Linked DNA regions of Homo sapiens: region 2 is linked to region 1. Evidence: chromatin loops called from intact Hi-C (ENCODE). Cell type or tissue: mammary epithelial cell. All regions are shown on one strand.

Region 1 (8,000 bases):
GGCTACATATTTAAACATACAAGCCAAGCTAACAAGCTGTTCATTAAACTGTGTTCTATCCTCCTACCTTGGCAAGCAGACCTTCAGAAAGACCTGGAAAGCCAGGTTCTAGTTCCAATCTTCAGGGTCTTCTGAATTCTGGGCCAGAAAGTCATCTTGGGGATAGGGGGCAGCACCAGTCTACAGCCCTTAGCCTGCAGCCATCATCTTCCCTCTCCACCCTTGGCTTCGTCCTGTACATCCCCAGCAAACAGCCACCCTTGTCTGTGCCTCAGCTTCGGGTTGAAGACTCCAGTAGCAGTCTGCCCTCAGGAGCAGGATCTGGGGTAGAGGCTCCTGCAGGTGCACTGTAAGCAGGCTCCCTCCTCCCCTCCATCCTGTCCTCCCTTCTACCCCAACTCCCCTCCTCCCCTCCCTCCTCTCCTCTCTTCAACCCGACTCCCCTCCTCCCCCTCGTCTCCTCCCTTCTAACCTGATTCCCCTCCTCCCCTCCCTCCTCTCCTCCCTTCTAACCTGACTCCGCTCCTCCCCGCTCCTCCCTTCTAACCTGACTCCCCTCCTACCCTCCCTCCTCTCCTCCCTTCTAACCTGACTCCCCTCCTCCCTTCTATCTCAACTCCCCTCCCCACTTCCTCCTGTCCTCCCTTCTACCCCAACTCCCCTCCTCTCCTGCCTCCTCTCCTCCTGTCTGGCCCGACTCCTATCCTCCCCTCGCTCCTCTTCTCCCTTCTAACCTGACTCCCTTCCTCCATTCCCTCCTCTCCTCCCTTCTAACCTGACTCCCCTCCCTCCTCTCCTCCCTTCTACTCCAACTCCCCTCCTCCCCTCCCTCCTCTCCTCCTTTCTAGCCTGACTCCCCTCCTTCCTCTCCTCCCTTCTACCCCTTCTCCTCCTCCTCTCCTCCTCTCCCTCCTCTACTCCCTTCTAACCTGACTCCCTTCCTCCCCTCCCTTCTCTTTCCTCCCCTCCCTCCCTTTCTTCTTTTTTCCATTTTAAGAACACAAGAAAAGCAAAGGAAAAGGGGAAGGAAAGATCAATAGGTATAATTACTTTAAATGTTATTGATGTTAAAAAGGAAAAGACACCCACACTTTCAGGCACCTACTGAGTGGCAGGAAGGGCCAGTGTTGCGCATGTCCCACCCAAACCCCACGGGGACTTTCCAGGTAGGTGTTGTCACCTCCTTTTTATGAGTGAAGAAGAGGCTAAGCCAGAACACTGAGTGACACTGGGACTCTTACCCTGACAGAAGCACTGGGTCAGTCTGCCAGCACCCCCCAGGGTGGAAGGCTAAACCTGAACTGAGACTGGGAGTGTGGGAGCCTCCCAAATACTTTCCAGCTGACAGGAGCTCTCGGTCTGGAGGAGGATGTCAAGTAGTGAACCCTTGTGTTCCCTGGATGTCCACAGTGGCACATTTTGCTATGTCCTTGCTACCCCCACAAAGGCCCCCCTGCTTGGGAGTCCCAGCCATTTGGAAATGAAAATGCACTTTTGCATTTCCGAGTGTGGCTCCTATGGGAAGGATGTTGAAATGGCAGAATAAAAAAAATTTTAATTACAAGACACACCCGACTCTGCAGTGCTGATTGAATTCAGGAACCCCATTTTGGGGAGGGAGGTTCAGCACAGAGCTGACTACTCAGCAACAGCAGGGAGGTATGGATTAAAGGCATCCTGGGCTCCGAATGTGACGAGAAAGCCTCTATGGCTGTACTTGCTGCTGAGGGAGAGAGGGGACCTAGACCACCCATGCTGATGAACCACGATGACCAGCGCTTACAGTTAGGAAGGCAGTGTTCCCTTGACTTGGGGTGGGTGACACCGTGAAGGAGTATTTACCAATATCTGTAAAGGGCTGAGGTATCAGGAGGAAGACCGCCGGAATGTGCTTTGTCTAAATAGACTTCTGTTCCTAGTGGGAACAGTGGGCCTCATTCTGGTCCTCCACCTCAAAGAGGGCAGGGCGGCACCGTGGTCCGGGGGTTAGTGGCTCTGGGTTCCAGTCCTGGCTCTGGGGTTAGTGGCTCTGGGTTCCAGTTCCGGCTCTGCTAGAGCTTGCCTGGTGGCCTTATCCTCACCATTTTGCCACTTGGAGCTTCAGGCCTCTCATCTGCAGAATACGGCATGGCCATATCACGTTTTGAGGCCCCCCAGCATTAATGAAACTCTTCTTCTGTTGGAGAATTGACATCATGAATCTTTCCTTCTCAGGCCAGCGGAGCCAGGCGCTTGCTTTCCCAGGCAGCTGCGATCAGGTGGGGGCATGGGTCTTGGGCTCTTCCAAACAGATGCGCCAGCATTAGACTTCACGCTGCGGAGAGCAGTGTGAGGGAGTACAGAGTGTGGCACCCATTTTCCCAGGAGACACTGGTGGAGAGGGGGGCCACAAGACAGAGTCCCCATGCCCAGGGCCTGAGCTGCAACGATCTGACACAGTGTGGCTTGGGTGGTTCTGGGCTTCCTTGTTTCCAGGCCGTGTGCTACCCCTAGTCCACTTGGCGACTTTGTGCAAATTAGACGATTAGGCACCCCTTCAAGATGCTTTACTGCCCTCTGCTGGAAAATTCTTTAGTACACAAATGTACCAATCTGTCTAGGGTGTGAATGGCAGCCTCTAAATGTAGTGGTGTTGTGTAGTATGCAACCTGGACAACTGATCTTGGTGGCTCTGCCGGCCTGACTCTCTTCTGGCTTTTGTGAAAATTCTGAAAGAGACTTAATTTCCTATAGTAAATGCCTTTTCTACTTAAGCTAGCTGAAGTGGCTTCTGGTGTTTGACGAATAACTCCGACTGATACGAATAGGGATGCTGATACATGCCTCCTGGGGCTGAAACCAGATGACTCATGGAAGCAAGGGTCTCCAAGAAGGCATAAGGCACCTATGTTACTCAGAGGGTTTGTACTTCATTTATTAATTGTGAGAGGAACATGGGAAAATGATCTAATTCACGCTATCTTCCTTCCTTATTCTGGAAACCTATTTGTTTATTCTTTTGTTTTTGTTGTCAGGGTCAGCGTTCATGGTTAAAGACGGGAGCGCAAGGATGAAAATGTGAGTGTGCATTATACATATTCCAGCAGGGTGACCTGTGGGGAAAATGGCTTTGCCGGGTCTTGCTCATGCACTGTCGTGTCTCCTATTGTTACAAGGAGAGATGACATCAGCCTATGCACCATTTGTCCAGTGACTGAGTGTGTGTGTGTGAGTGTGTGTGTGTCTGGCTGCAGATAATGTGGCCAGGTTCCAGGTTTTCCAGGGCAAATTTGAGATGTTTTGTTTTTATATGTCAGGCCCTTTCTGGACCCATACGTTTTGGTTTAGGCCACGTGGGCACTGCCACTCAAGGTCATAGCAGCCCCTGCCTAGGGTGTGCCAAGGAGGAAAAAGGAGCAGGATCTCCCCAGGGAATCCTCCTTCCATCAATTTATGGAAATTCCTGTCTGACTCAGTCCTCAGCCTTCAAACCTGAAAGGAGCGAAAGGTCCCACATTCCCCATCCCTTTCTGAGCCAGGAAGTGGGATGAAGGAGGGATGGGCGGGAGCTGCGAGGCCAGTAACTGTTCAAGGGTGCAGTTTCAAGGCTCCTCTGCCCAGAGAAACCAGGCTTGTCTGCTGCTGGCAATCTGACAGTGCTTTGCCGAGGGGCCTTTCTTTCCACCTTGAATGAGGAGCAGGGTGGCAAAGGCCAGGAGAGGGAGCCATTGAATCACGTTCACATTTGATGACTCCTTTCAGGGCAGGTTTGGACAGAGGGGAGGGCAGAGAGAAAGGGTGTCTACACCCAGAGGGGTAGTTGTGTTAGGAAGAAGGACTTAGGAGCAGAGAAAAGGAGGACACAGGGGAGTTGGGGAGGGAAATTCACTGGATACAAACCTCCTCATTCTGGAATTTGTCCCAGGATGTCCCAGGTCCTTGGAGGTCCCTTGGCATGAGTGTTGCCTGGCACTTCCCTTCCATAGGGCCCCCCACACCCGCTGGCTCATGCTTCTAGCTGGGGCACTGACCCTGCTGCCCTTATGAAGTCCCAACTTCACCCATTCTCAGAGGGGAAGGGCCACGTACAGGGCACCCGGCTGTGCCCTGTTCCGGAAGTGCCCTTTACATGCTGGTTGCCTGTTCTGCAGTAAGCTCAGAGTTCCCTCAGGGAGGAAAAGCTGTCCAGGCCCCAGGAAAGGAGGAGTGGGGTCTGTAAAGGGCTCTGTTCTTCAGGAAGGGGCAGACTCTGGGTCAGATAAAGGCCTGAGATGAGGGTCTTATTTCCCATTGGGTCTTTACTGTTCTCTTGTCACATGTTTGGGGGCTCTAAATAAGAACCACGGCTTTTCTATGGAGTCCCCTTCTCTGGCCCCAACTTGCTGCAGGTGACTGGTTTAGGGAGAATGGGGTCAGCAGCCCTGGGCCACCACGCTGAGTTTTGTGAACCTGCCCAGTGCTTCTTTTTCACTCGTCACCCAACTCCTTCTGGCATGATTCTTCTTCCATGGTCATATGGTGGATATGTATTCACCTTTTCACAAATTAGATGGAAGGAACCCTAGAGACTCTCTTCTCCAGTATTCTTTTTTTTTGTTGATACAGGGTATATCGCTCTGTCACCCCAACTAGAGTACAGTGGTGTGATCACAGGTCACTGGAACCTCAAACTCCTGGCCTCAAGCAATCCAATCCTTCCTCCTCAACCTCCCAAAGTGCTGGGATTACAGGCCTGAGCCACTGCGCCAGGTCTCCAACATTCTTGAGAGGCAGTGTTGAACTCTTGTGCTGACTGAGAGCTCACTCCTTCACGAGGGACCTCGTTCCTCTTTAGGGCAACTCCAGATGTTAGGAAGTTCTCTTCCTTTTTTTGGGCACCCAGTTGCCTCCTGCAATCTCTCTCCTATTGGCTTGGGTTGGCCAAATTTTTGGTGAAAGTTTCCCCTCCCCAACACACCTGTTGAAGTCCCAAGGCCTGTTCATGTATTCCTTAAGACTTCTTCTCCAGGTAAGCTGCACAGGTTTCTTTGGCCTGTCTTCGGAGGCCTCATCCTCCTTCCTTCACTCCCTCTTCCCTCCACTGGAGGCTCCTTTGCTGTCAGGACCCCACCTCCCTTAGCACCTTGGGGTCCCAGGGTGCAGGTCACACATGGCCGGGCTCCATGGAATTCCCACCTGGCCAGGGCTAGAAGGAGATTTTACTCACAGGAGATCAGGAGCACCCAGGGGTCAAGGCCCACTGGGCCCAGTTCCCTTCCCCTTCTCCATCTTCACCTATGTCACTCAGTGGACACTGACCCCCAGAATGAGGACCACATGATCCTAGAATGGCCGAGCTGAGCAGAATCTTGACGAGCAGCTGGCCTTGCATTTCTTGCACTGGGCTATGCTTACCCCTGAGCCCTCAGCCATGGGCTGGGGCCTCCCAAAGCTGTAGGGTGGCCAAGGAACAGTTCGACTTCACTAGAAGATTCTGGGGAAAAGGCAAGTCACTTAACTGGCAAGTCGATCAAAACGATGTTTTTATATTAAGACAAATGTTATGTAATAGAATGCAGAAGCATGAATTTCAAAGCCAAAACAGGAGACTTCAGAGTTTTACACTACAGATAGGTTACTTTGGGCTATTTCTTTAGTGTTCTGCCCCCAATTTGCCAATCAGCTGGCCCCCTCTGCTGAGGGGTGTTTAGATGGAGAACTTCGAGAAGCTCTGATTACTCCATTTCCTTTATTACTAGAGGTGAGGGAAGGGAAGACCAGAGTGGAGGGGTGATTAGACTGAAGACACACAGCTTGGAGGAGTCTAAATTGGAAACCCGGATCTGTTCTTTTCTCTGTACCAAGAAACGCTGCATAGACGTTGCCTACTACAGCAAGAAAGGAATCAAAAATAGAAAAGAGGCTCTGGGTTGACCCTTGGTTTTCCAGAAATGCAATTCGAAGAACAGTGTTACCAAGAGTCTGGGCTGTGGGTTGTAAGTAGAGCTGACTCCATTCAATGACAGAAGTATATTCCTTTACCTTAGGTTCTTTTAGGATCTAATGTTCTTTGGGAAAGAGGCTCAGGTGAAGAAAGGAGGAGGCCGATGCCAGCACCGGGAAGTGAGAGGAAGGAGACCCAGATAGCAGCAGGGCCAGCCGGAGCCCATTCCGGATGCCAGGCTGGGGAACTGGCAGGACTTCCCTTGCTCACACATCCTGGGGTGTAGCTGCACACGTTTGTGAACACACGCACACACACGCACACCTCGCACTCAGGCCCACAGGTGCTGCAAAGCTTAAGATCCAACCATGCCTTACAAAGCTGGAATGTAAGAGACTACTGAGAATTGAGTTCTGCCCTCCCTACCATGCAACACCCCCAGATAACTGAAACGGCAATTGGAAGGGGGAATCAATCTCACCAGGTCATTAAGCAAGCATAGCTCACTTTTACTCAAAACACTGTCCTTTAAAGTATAAAATAAGGGTCAAAGGTTTTTTTTTTTTTCTTTGTTAAGGTGTCTTTGACATTATTTTAAGTTTATGACACCCAACAATTAAAAACCTTAAGACTGGCTTGTTGCTGTCCTGTGAACTTTCAGAAGTCACATCTCACAGAAGTGCAACTCTCAATATAATTTAATCAAGTCAATTAATACTGTTTAATAAATAGGCCAGAAAATTAGCTGAGAGTTTTTCTCGGCGGGATGTGGCGTGCGACCGAAGTTATGGAAGATTGTCCCTTGAATCACTAAGGCAAACTTTGTTGAGTGTCATTTTACGTAGAGCAATCACATAAAAAAAGAGTTATAAATAGAAAAAATTCCAAAGTTCTCCCACAGACAGACAGGGAAATTGAAACATCAAAAAAAAAAAAAAATTGAAGCAAAACAAAAACACAACCACCCCTCCCCCCACAACCCATTTGCTTCAAGTTCTTGATCATACAGTACTCAACATCTTTGGATATTTTACAATGTACAATTCCAAACTGCAGCCAAGAAAAAACAGAAAGAACTAACCAGTCATCTGAAAAATTGAGTTTATAAGAAGTCATCACCTTTACAAAATAAAAACAAAAGCCCCAACACCACTGGATTCCAATTTATTCATGTTTCCTTTTTTTTTTTTTTTCCTCTCTTTTAAAGTCTGGTTCAGCCCCAATCACTTGGCTGATGGGGGGGAACACGGGGGCACGTTGGCTGGTGGACATGGGCATGCTTCAGAGAAAAGTGTCTGAAACGAAGACAGGAATCTGAGAGGCGGCTGCCCAGGCAGATGACTTCTGAGAACAGAGGGTGTGTGTAGCAATCCTGCTGGCTGGAGTGGCATCCGGTGGTGTGAAGAATCAGGGGGTCTCTTCTGGAGAGTTGTGAGAGGGACAGAGTCTGTGCTCTTCTCTGGCCTTTTTGTTTGTTGTGTTTTTGCTCAGGAAAAAGCCAAGGCAACAGGAAGAGCTGAAGTCTCTTTGTGCCCATAGCACAGGGATTGGGGACTCCAGCCCTGGGCTCTCCCTGGGGACGAACCCTCCTCCTCTCTGGGCTGCTCAGAAACCAAAGCAAACTTGGCAAGAAAAGAGAGGGGAGGGAAGGAGAGAGAAGGTCAGGAAGGCACGGGGCCAGCAGAGCCTTCCTTTTCAGGACCTGCTGCAAATTCAAGAACCAGGAGAACATGTGACAACTCTAACTCACAGAGCCCTTCAAACCTCAGAGGCCTCCACCTCCCTGCACTGAGCCCTTTTGTCAAAAATGGGGAGCCAAATACTCCCACTTCATCCCCAGAGGGAGGAGGAAGGGGTTGAGGGGGTTCTCACACAGCAAAGGGGACCATCACTAGCAATGCCAAGGCCCTGAGGAACCCTCAACTCAAAAAACAAACAGATAAACCCTAGAAACCGGTGTTTTGTCTGTTGTCAGGAATCAGGATGAGGGGAGACTGTTGCCAGGTGTTAAGAGGTGGCCCCCATCTCTTCGATGTTGGCCCTGAGAGCCCCAAGACACTGCACAGCCTTGGAGGGGGCACTGGAGATGGGGGTAAAC
Region 2 (8,000 bases), 150 kb before region 1:
ATAACAGTAATTCCCACACTAACGACTTAAAATGCCTCCCCTTCCCCACACCAACGTTCACACAACTCCACTCCCTTTTCTACCTAGCAATTGCCCTGTTTCATAGTCCCGGGTTTTCCCTCCTCCTAGTGTTATCATACTACATCCCACCCTCTCCCTCTCTTAACTTCAGTAAGTTTGTATTTCCTAGCAACCCATAAAGCAGCTTTAAATCCTCTTCTGGAATAAAACAGTAATCAAAGAAATATACATTAAAACAATCAAAAACCACTTCCCATTTGTAAAACCAGCTATTTAAAAAAAAAACTTATCTTTCTTAGTTATCTTTTCTTTTTTTTCTTCCTTACATTTAAAAAATTATCTTCAATGAATAAGCATTATTTCCATGATGGATACATGAAAGAAATAATTGTTTAAATGTACTAAAACTGTATTTTAAGAATTTTGTAAATGCTCTTAAGTTCCTTACATATTTTTAGTGTATAAAATAAGAGTGGAATAAAAGAATATTACAAAAGGAAGAAAGAAATCGAGACACTACAGCTTAATCCTCATCCTAACATCATGCTGTTTCTGCTAGGGAGAAAAATCAACCAAACAAAAAGGAAAACATACAAGAAAAGTAACAAAGTATTAGTTGTTCTCCAAAAAAAAAAAAAAGAAACCATAAAAAACGAAAAGGCCAGATATCATATCGTGGAGTATTACTGGATCACATAATACATCAGAACAAAATTTGAGAACCATGTAGCTGAATTCAATTTTCATCAGAAATTACTGAGATGCAGACGAAACATAATTAAAGGAGGTTTTCTGACGTTCGTGTTATAATATGTAAGTGTTGCTATGTCTATAGAACTAAGTATTATATTTCTTATAGAAATGTTATATTTCTGTTAAATATTACCAAGTTATCTAAGAAAAAGTGATCATTGGGTGGATATTCAGTTACATGTGTTTGGGGGGTACTTTTCTCCTACACCATTTGTTTTGCTTACATTCTGCATCTCGCTTAGCTTCAACAACTAAGACAAACTTACTAAGATCTTTTCTTTTCTGCTTCTCACAGTACTTTGATTAAAGTCACTGCAAAAGAAAATGAAATATAAAGTAAAACTCTTCTCCAAACAAAACTGTTTAATGTACTAGGCTTATACATTTCACAAAATAATCACCCAACGAATCCAATTTTTCTATTAAAAACTCAAAAGCATTTTTAAAAAAGTGAAACCACAATTTACTAAAACTTGAATGCTTATGAACAAAATTTGTATCTATCCAAGTTTTAGGAGATTCAGAAGGCAAAAATACCTGGAATATAATTACTCTGTGGCTCAATTCCTGCTGGGAAGTTAGTGTTTTCTGGAATGGAGTGAGTATAGTCATCCAGAGGCGGAAGTTCTGTTAGGATCTCGGTGTGTCGGGGCACTAATACTGGAGGCAAAACTGAAAAAGTTCAAGAAATCCAAGTTAATGGCAAAGAGCAAAGGGGAGTGGGGGAACCTTTTTTAAAGTTTTCAACAAGAAGAGAAGTTGTAGCTTAATTTTTAAAGCTAGGGTCCACCTACTCGATATATACTAGTTACTGAGAAAATGACAAATCTGATTATGGCTCTAACTTAGGTAGTCTATTATCCAAATTTCCAAGTTCTAATTTATCTCAAACTTTTGGGAACAATGTGATCCTGGTAATATTATATTACCATAAAAGTTCATAAATCCCCATTGGAAAACTTAACATTGTCTTTATCTGTAAAATCAGATATAGGAAATTTTCCAAAAACGCAGCTACTGCTATATTTTTTAATAGTTTCAGGTAGACAGCTAACTAAATGAAAAGTCTTGTTACAAGCTTTACTAAACGGTGTACATACAAATGATGTCATTAAAGTACTTCTAAAAGCACTCCAAGTGCAAAATGCTTGAAAATGTTACTGCAGCAGGGACATGTAGAAGCACATCAGCATAGCGCTGAGCAGACTGCCAATCTACAGGATTTCCTGGATATGCACTTTCATGCCAAATCATATGCTATTCCAAGAAACAGATATGTTTTCTCATTAAAAATTTTTAAAAATAAAAAAATTTTAATTACCACCAAATAATATGCACAATTTAAGGTAATTTATTAGAATTTACACTAAAATTTTCCTGGGTCACAAGAGTACTTAAATATACTGAAGTTCAGGCATTTAATTCAAAACCAAGAAAAAAACTTGCAATATTCCTACCTGGTGTCTCAACTCTCTGATAGTGGTAAGGGTTTACACATACTTCATCCTTTTTAAGATTAAAAGCATATTCGCAGTTTTCAATTGCCTTGAGTTCATGATGACTGTGAAGATCAGGCCAGCGCCATAATCGGCAATATATAACATGTGGCAATCCTTTTCGATGGGATACCTGGAGACGACCATCAAGAGACCTGTTGGGAAGCAAGGGGAAAAGAAAGGAGGGAACTTTAAAAAAAAAAAAAAAAAAGTGCAGTCAAATGGGCTAAATTAGTACAATAAAAGCATAAAGAAAAGAATGACAGCCATTTAGTTAGTTTTAGTGAGAATCAAGAACAAAAATGTACTATTTAATGGATCTGATAAAAGTATGCAGCAGCACTAGCAGATGTTTCTTATAAATATGTCACATAAATGACTCAAATGCCAATGAAAGGCTAACAACTTGGGAAAAACTGATTTTTTAAAAAAGAGAGTTTATGCAGTTATACTTGAAAAACTTTGTCAACTTCTATGTTTAGTAAATCAAACTCATTTTAGAGATGCTTCTAAGGATATTAATTCTGGAGGTGACTGAAGAGTCAGAAAAGGAACTAGTGTGAAGAATGATAAATACCAACAATGATGTGATAGTAACTTCCTCAGACTACTGCAACTCTTTACCCAGTTGTGACTGTTTTGAGAACTGAGGTATATTTATGTAGTTCACAAATAAATGTGGATGGTGATGAATATGATGAGATGAAATGAACAAATACCATATACGCAAAAAAGAAAATGAAGTGATTAAAAAAAGTAACATAAAAATGAGTTAACCTACTGTTAATTGTGATATAAGGGGTTCATTAAGTATGTATTTATTAGTATAAAGATGAGATTCTGATAACAAGAAATTTAGCAAAACTCATCATGTATCTACTTAAAAATTAGGCCAACAACAGATTATAATCTGATCTCAAGCTAAAATAAATATATAGTTATCAAAATTATTATTCTTTAGGGGATACAGTAATTTAAAGAAGATTCAAACTAGAATTGCATTGATTAAAACATCAGCTGAAACATTTAATATATTTTTTATACTGGCAAGCAGATATTTTAAATGCTATGCCTTATTTTACATTAAGGAAACATCCTAGGCAAAATTATACTAAGCAACCCCATATAGGTCTTTCAAAATATACCCCCCTCCCACAAGATCTCTAAGATTCGACAGAGGGCAGAATATTCACCTGGTTTGTTCAGAGAAGCTGTAAAGGCCTGTTGTATCCCACTGATCTATCGTATTTGGTGTACTCAGTCCCCAAATTTCAGAGCAAGTGCTGTGCATAAATTGAAAAACAAAAAATTGATGTGAACATGGAAGCATGGTTATTCAAAATACCATGATGTAAAACATGGAGAATGTACAGAATACTTCCTTCACCCAGAAAATATACAATTGCTTCACTTTTTCACAGGCATGTAGTGCTGGTTACTATATTTTCTATATGAAGGAAGCCAATAAAATGGAACATGTGACTCCAGATAAGTCATGATTATGTTTTTAAAATGTGAACACCAACGCCCTCTAGCTCAATGAATCATACCTATAATGCCCTTACCACTTTCCTGTATTCAAAAGATCTAAAACCTCTGCCATCAGCTTTACTAAGTGCTTCATTTTATAATCCAGTTTTTTAAAAAATTATCTAAAAACAGATGTCAACTGATTTTTAATATAGAAAAAAATCCCAATAAAAATAGACATGCATCCACAGTTAAGATTTTCAGGTTATCTGGTCATGATATTTTTAAGTTTTACTGAAAATTATTTTGTTCTCATCTCTAGAATAAATAAAGAAATAGACTTTGAAGTCATTCTAATTTAGTATACCACCTTAAAAATTTTCTCCCACATTTCTCTCCAGAATATGGGCAGCTCAGAGATAATTCTCCCTTTTTCCCTACCTTTATTTCATTTCATAGTAACTTCTGGTCAGTGAGAGAAGGGAAAGAGAGCTTAAAAGGAAGTTTTGGAATGGAACTTTGACAGCCAATGTCTCAAGTACTAAGTTGTACTTTTCTGAAAAGTCCATTTCTTACATATTACAAAATCATCAAAACTTCAATGCGGATAAAGGAGTATTTCAAAACATCTTTTGAAAATGAATCAAGCAATTGATTAAATTTCATATTTACACATTGTTAGTGAGCTTAACTGGATCAACAGTTCAAAGGGCAATGGTGAGAAGCGCTGGCTTCCTGTGGCCAGGCAACAGAACCACCTGGCATCCTTGGCTTTAGTACTACAGGTGCTGTCACATAGCTATCAGGCTGCAGGAACACATCATGCCCTGCTTTGGGGGCTACAGTGACCCGACAGTTCAAAACAAAACCTGTTCTGAAATTTTCCAGCATCTCATTCAAGTATTTTATAGATTCTCTTGCTTTTTCAGGCTGCAAAATTTACCAGACTATAAAAGCCAGAAAAAGCCAGGTAAATTAAGGCTTAGACCTTTCCCTTTTTTCCAAAGATATACTGATTTAAAAACCATGACATTAATGGTTTATTTAAAAGATATTTTCAAATATCTATTGGAAACATATAGCATGATGTAGTTTAAATCACAACAGAATCACCTCAATTCTACAGACTTCTGAGTCTATTAAAGAAATGGTATACAGGAGACTATTCTTTGAAAATAATTAACAAAAGTGTAGCACAAGAGGCTATTCTGCTCTGTATCAGAACATTTCACTCAAGTTATTCTGGGACTCACATGAGAACCAGAATCTAAAATAGAGCATGAAGTTTACATTGTACTTTATTTAATCCTTGAAAGGAATCAGAGAAGAATAAACAGTAATTGTTAAGAACTTGCAATCAATCTAGAGGCAGACAGATCTAGACCCCAACCCTAATTCGGCCACTTTCCAACTGCTGCCATAGGGTATATTTAAGCCTCAGTTCCATCATTATCATGCCTAACAAAATTGGAAGGTTTATTTTAAAACATTAAATTTGCTTCTAGCTAGTAAAATCATTGCCTGTTTACATAATAAAAAATATTTTTTAAAATAAGCCAATTTATAATAAAACATAGAGCCCTCTGTATCCAAGGGTTCCACATCCTTGGATTCAACCAACCGTGGATCAAAAAGTAGAAAAAATAAGTAAATTTTTAAAACTAAAAAATACAACAATTGAAAAATACAAAATTTAAAAACAATATGGTATAACAACTATTTACACAGCATTTACAATGTATTACATATTATGCATAATATAGAGATGACTTAAAGCAGGAGTCTCAGAGGCCACAGACTGATACCGGTCCACGGCCTGTTAGGAACCAGGACACACAGCAGAAGGTGAGCAGCAGGGGAGAGACCATTACCACCTGAGCTCTGCCTCCTGGAAGATCAGCAGTGGCATTAGATTCTCATAGGAGCAAGAACCCTATTGTGAACTGCACATGCGAGGGCTTTAGGCTGGGCACTCCTTAAGAGAATCTAACTAATGCCTGATGACTGAGGTGGAACGTCTTTATCCCAAAACCATTGCCGCACCACCACGGTCAGTGGAAAACTTGCCTTTCATGACTCTGTCTCCTGGTGCCAAAACGGTTGGGAACAGCCGATTTAAAGTATGAGAAAATGTGCATAGGTTATATGCAAATACAATGCCATTTTATTTTTAAAATAAGGCTTACTGCGGCCTTGACCTCCCAGCCTCAAGTAGTTCTCCAGCCTCAGCCTCCTGAGTAGCTGGGACTATAGGCGTGTGTCACCACGATTGGCTAATTTTAACACTTTTTGTAGAGACAAAGTCTCTTGAGTCCTGGACTCAAGTGATCCTCTCACCTCAGCCTCCCAAAATGCTGGGATTACAGAAGTAAGTCAACGTGCCCAGGCTTACAATGCCATTTTTTATCAGAACTTGAGCATCCACTAATTCTGGTATGAGTGGGAAATCCTAGAACCAATCCCCCTTAGATAGTGAGAGTTGTATAAGCAGCATCTAGATAAATGTAATTAAAACTGTGTCAAACTATACAAAGAAACATTTTAAACATAACTAAAGAACACAAAAGTGCACTGAGCAAAAAAGAAAAACATACGTCCCTACACAGGAAGATACCATCATAGAGGTATTAACTCTACCAAATTTATATATTTGATGCAATCTCAATAAAAATAAATGTTTTAAAAATCCAGGTATTAGTCCAAATACTGTAATAAGCCAAAACAAATAAGTATGACCAGAAAATTCTAACAAATAGTAAAGACCTGTCCTACCAGATTCTGAAGCACATAATAAATTCTCAATAATTAAAACAGTATGCAATTAGTAAAAGAATACACAAAACAGAATGGAGGTTCTAATTCCAGTAATGGCAGAGCAGCCTCAATTAGGCTAACTTTCCTTCATATAACAATGATAAACTCTGAACAAAATAATCAACTATTTGAAAATAGCAGACACAGATCAAAAACAGACAAAAGCTGAAGGGAGGTCCAACTGTCAAAGCTGCAAACTGTACTGGATGAGAGCTGCATTTCTGTGGCTGTGTACCCAAGGGCACTCCCCAGCCACAGCTAGGCAGGGCAACTAGAATTCAAACAGAACACTGCAGGGGGGTTGTTTTTAGAAAACTGCAGTTTTACTGACCTAGAATCAGAGGACACATTTGGGGCTGCCAGAGAGTTTGAAAAAAGAAGGAAGATACCCTGTAAAGAAAGAGGCACAAGGGAAAAACATCAACAATGTGACTGTGAACTCTGCCCAAACTCAACTTTGCTCAAAGATATTTTTTAAAAGCTAAGTATATAGAGATACAGCATATTCACAGATGAGTCAATATTAAGATGTCCATCTGACCTAATTCCCTAATGATTGTTGCCTATTTGTTTTATATCTATTACAGTGACCATTTCAGCAAAAATATTTTTGTAGCAACTGACAAGCTGATATAAAATGTATATGGAAATACTAAGGATCTTGAATAGCAAAACAATCTTGAAAAAGAATTACTGACCCATGGATGAATCTTGGGAATATTCTGATCAAGAGAAGCTGAACACTAAAGTATCTACACTGAATGACTCCACTTATACGAAGCTCTAGAAGTGGCAGAACAAATTCAAAGTGAAAAACAACAGTAATTGTTTCCAGAAGAACCGCTAGGAAAGAGTATGAAAGAACTTTCTGGATGATTGAAATTTCTTTATCTTAAAACACTGGTATATGCATTTGTTGAATCTAACTAAACTGAATATATGATTTGTGCACTTCACCTATAAAAAATTTACCTGAAAAAAGGAAAAACACAAAAGAATGCAAAGAAAAGTAAAAACCAAAACAGAAAAAGTCCCAACAAAAAATTCATAGAACAATTTAGCATATGATGAAGGCACCCTATGAACTGATATGGAAAGGTCTAAAATATGCTACTCCCTGTATTAAAAAAGGACAGGTAAAAAGATCTGTAATTACTCACTAATATATGCATAAAGACACACATACATCATGGACAGTAGTTACTTGAGGTGCAGAGTGGGAAGGGAGAGGTTCCAATGTATGTGTATATGCATGCTTGTATGTGTATACATACATAAACATACGTATTTTTGAGCCATGTGAATGTATATTGCCTTTCACCAAAATTGTAAAAATAAAACAGAAGAAAATATTGCCAGAGAATAAAATGCAAGTCAATGTCATCTTGACACTTCTATAAAAAGATATGGTTCTAAAACATTAGAGGCACATTACTTCCTATACTG

The links. Hi-C counts contacts between places; a loop is a spot of excess contacts. Peaks named below come from ENCODE experiments on the same cell type or tissue, not always from the same donor. Only the 100,000 strongest peaks of a DNase experiment are listed, where the experiment ranks them.
Region 2: it touches region 1 in a loop (8-fold over the local background); 9 of 110 quality-filtered maps call a loop at or near these places.

The regions. Positions count from the first base shown.
Region 1 is chr18:48,020,282-48,028,281 of GRCh38, forward strand. It overlaps ZBTB7C (zinc finger and BTB domain containing 7C), which reads right to left. Exons shown (of 5, transcript NM_001318841.2): 5 at 6,391-8,000. Among named protein-coding and RNA genes, the nearest start is that of SMAD2, 94 kb to the left of the region's middle. In mammary epithelial cell, CTCF peaks have their summits at 2,560 (motif pointing left) and 3,695 (motif pointing right); DNase peaks (open chromatin) are centred at 2,560, 3,200 and 3,560; H3K27ac peaks cover 1,406 bases.
Region 2 is chr18:47,867,012-47,875,011 of GRCh38, forward strand. SMAD2 (SMAD family member 2) reads right to left here. Exons shown (of 11, transcript NM_005901.6): 3 at 3,464-3,553; 4 at 2,232-2,425; 5 at 1,312-1,446. Among named protein-coding and RNA genes, the nearest start is that of SMAD2, 60 kb to the right of the region's middle. In mammary epithelial cell, no CTCF peak of the experiment used is centred here; no DNase peak of the experiment used is centred here; H3K27ac peaks cover 245 bases.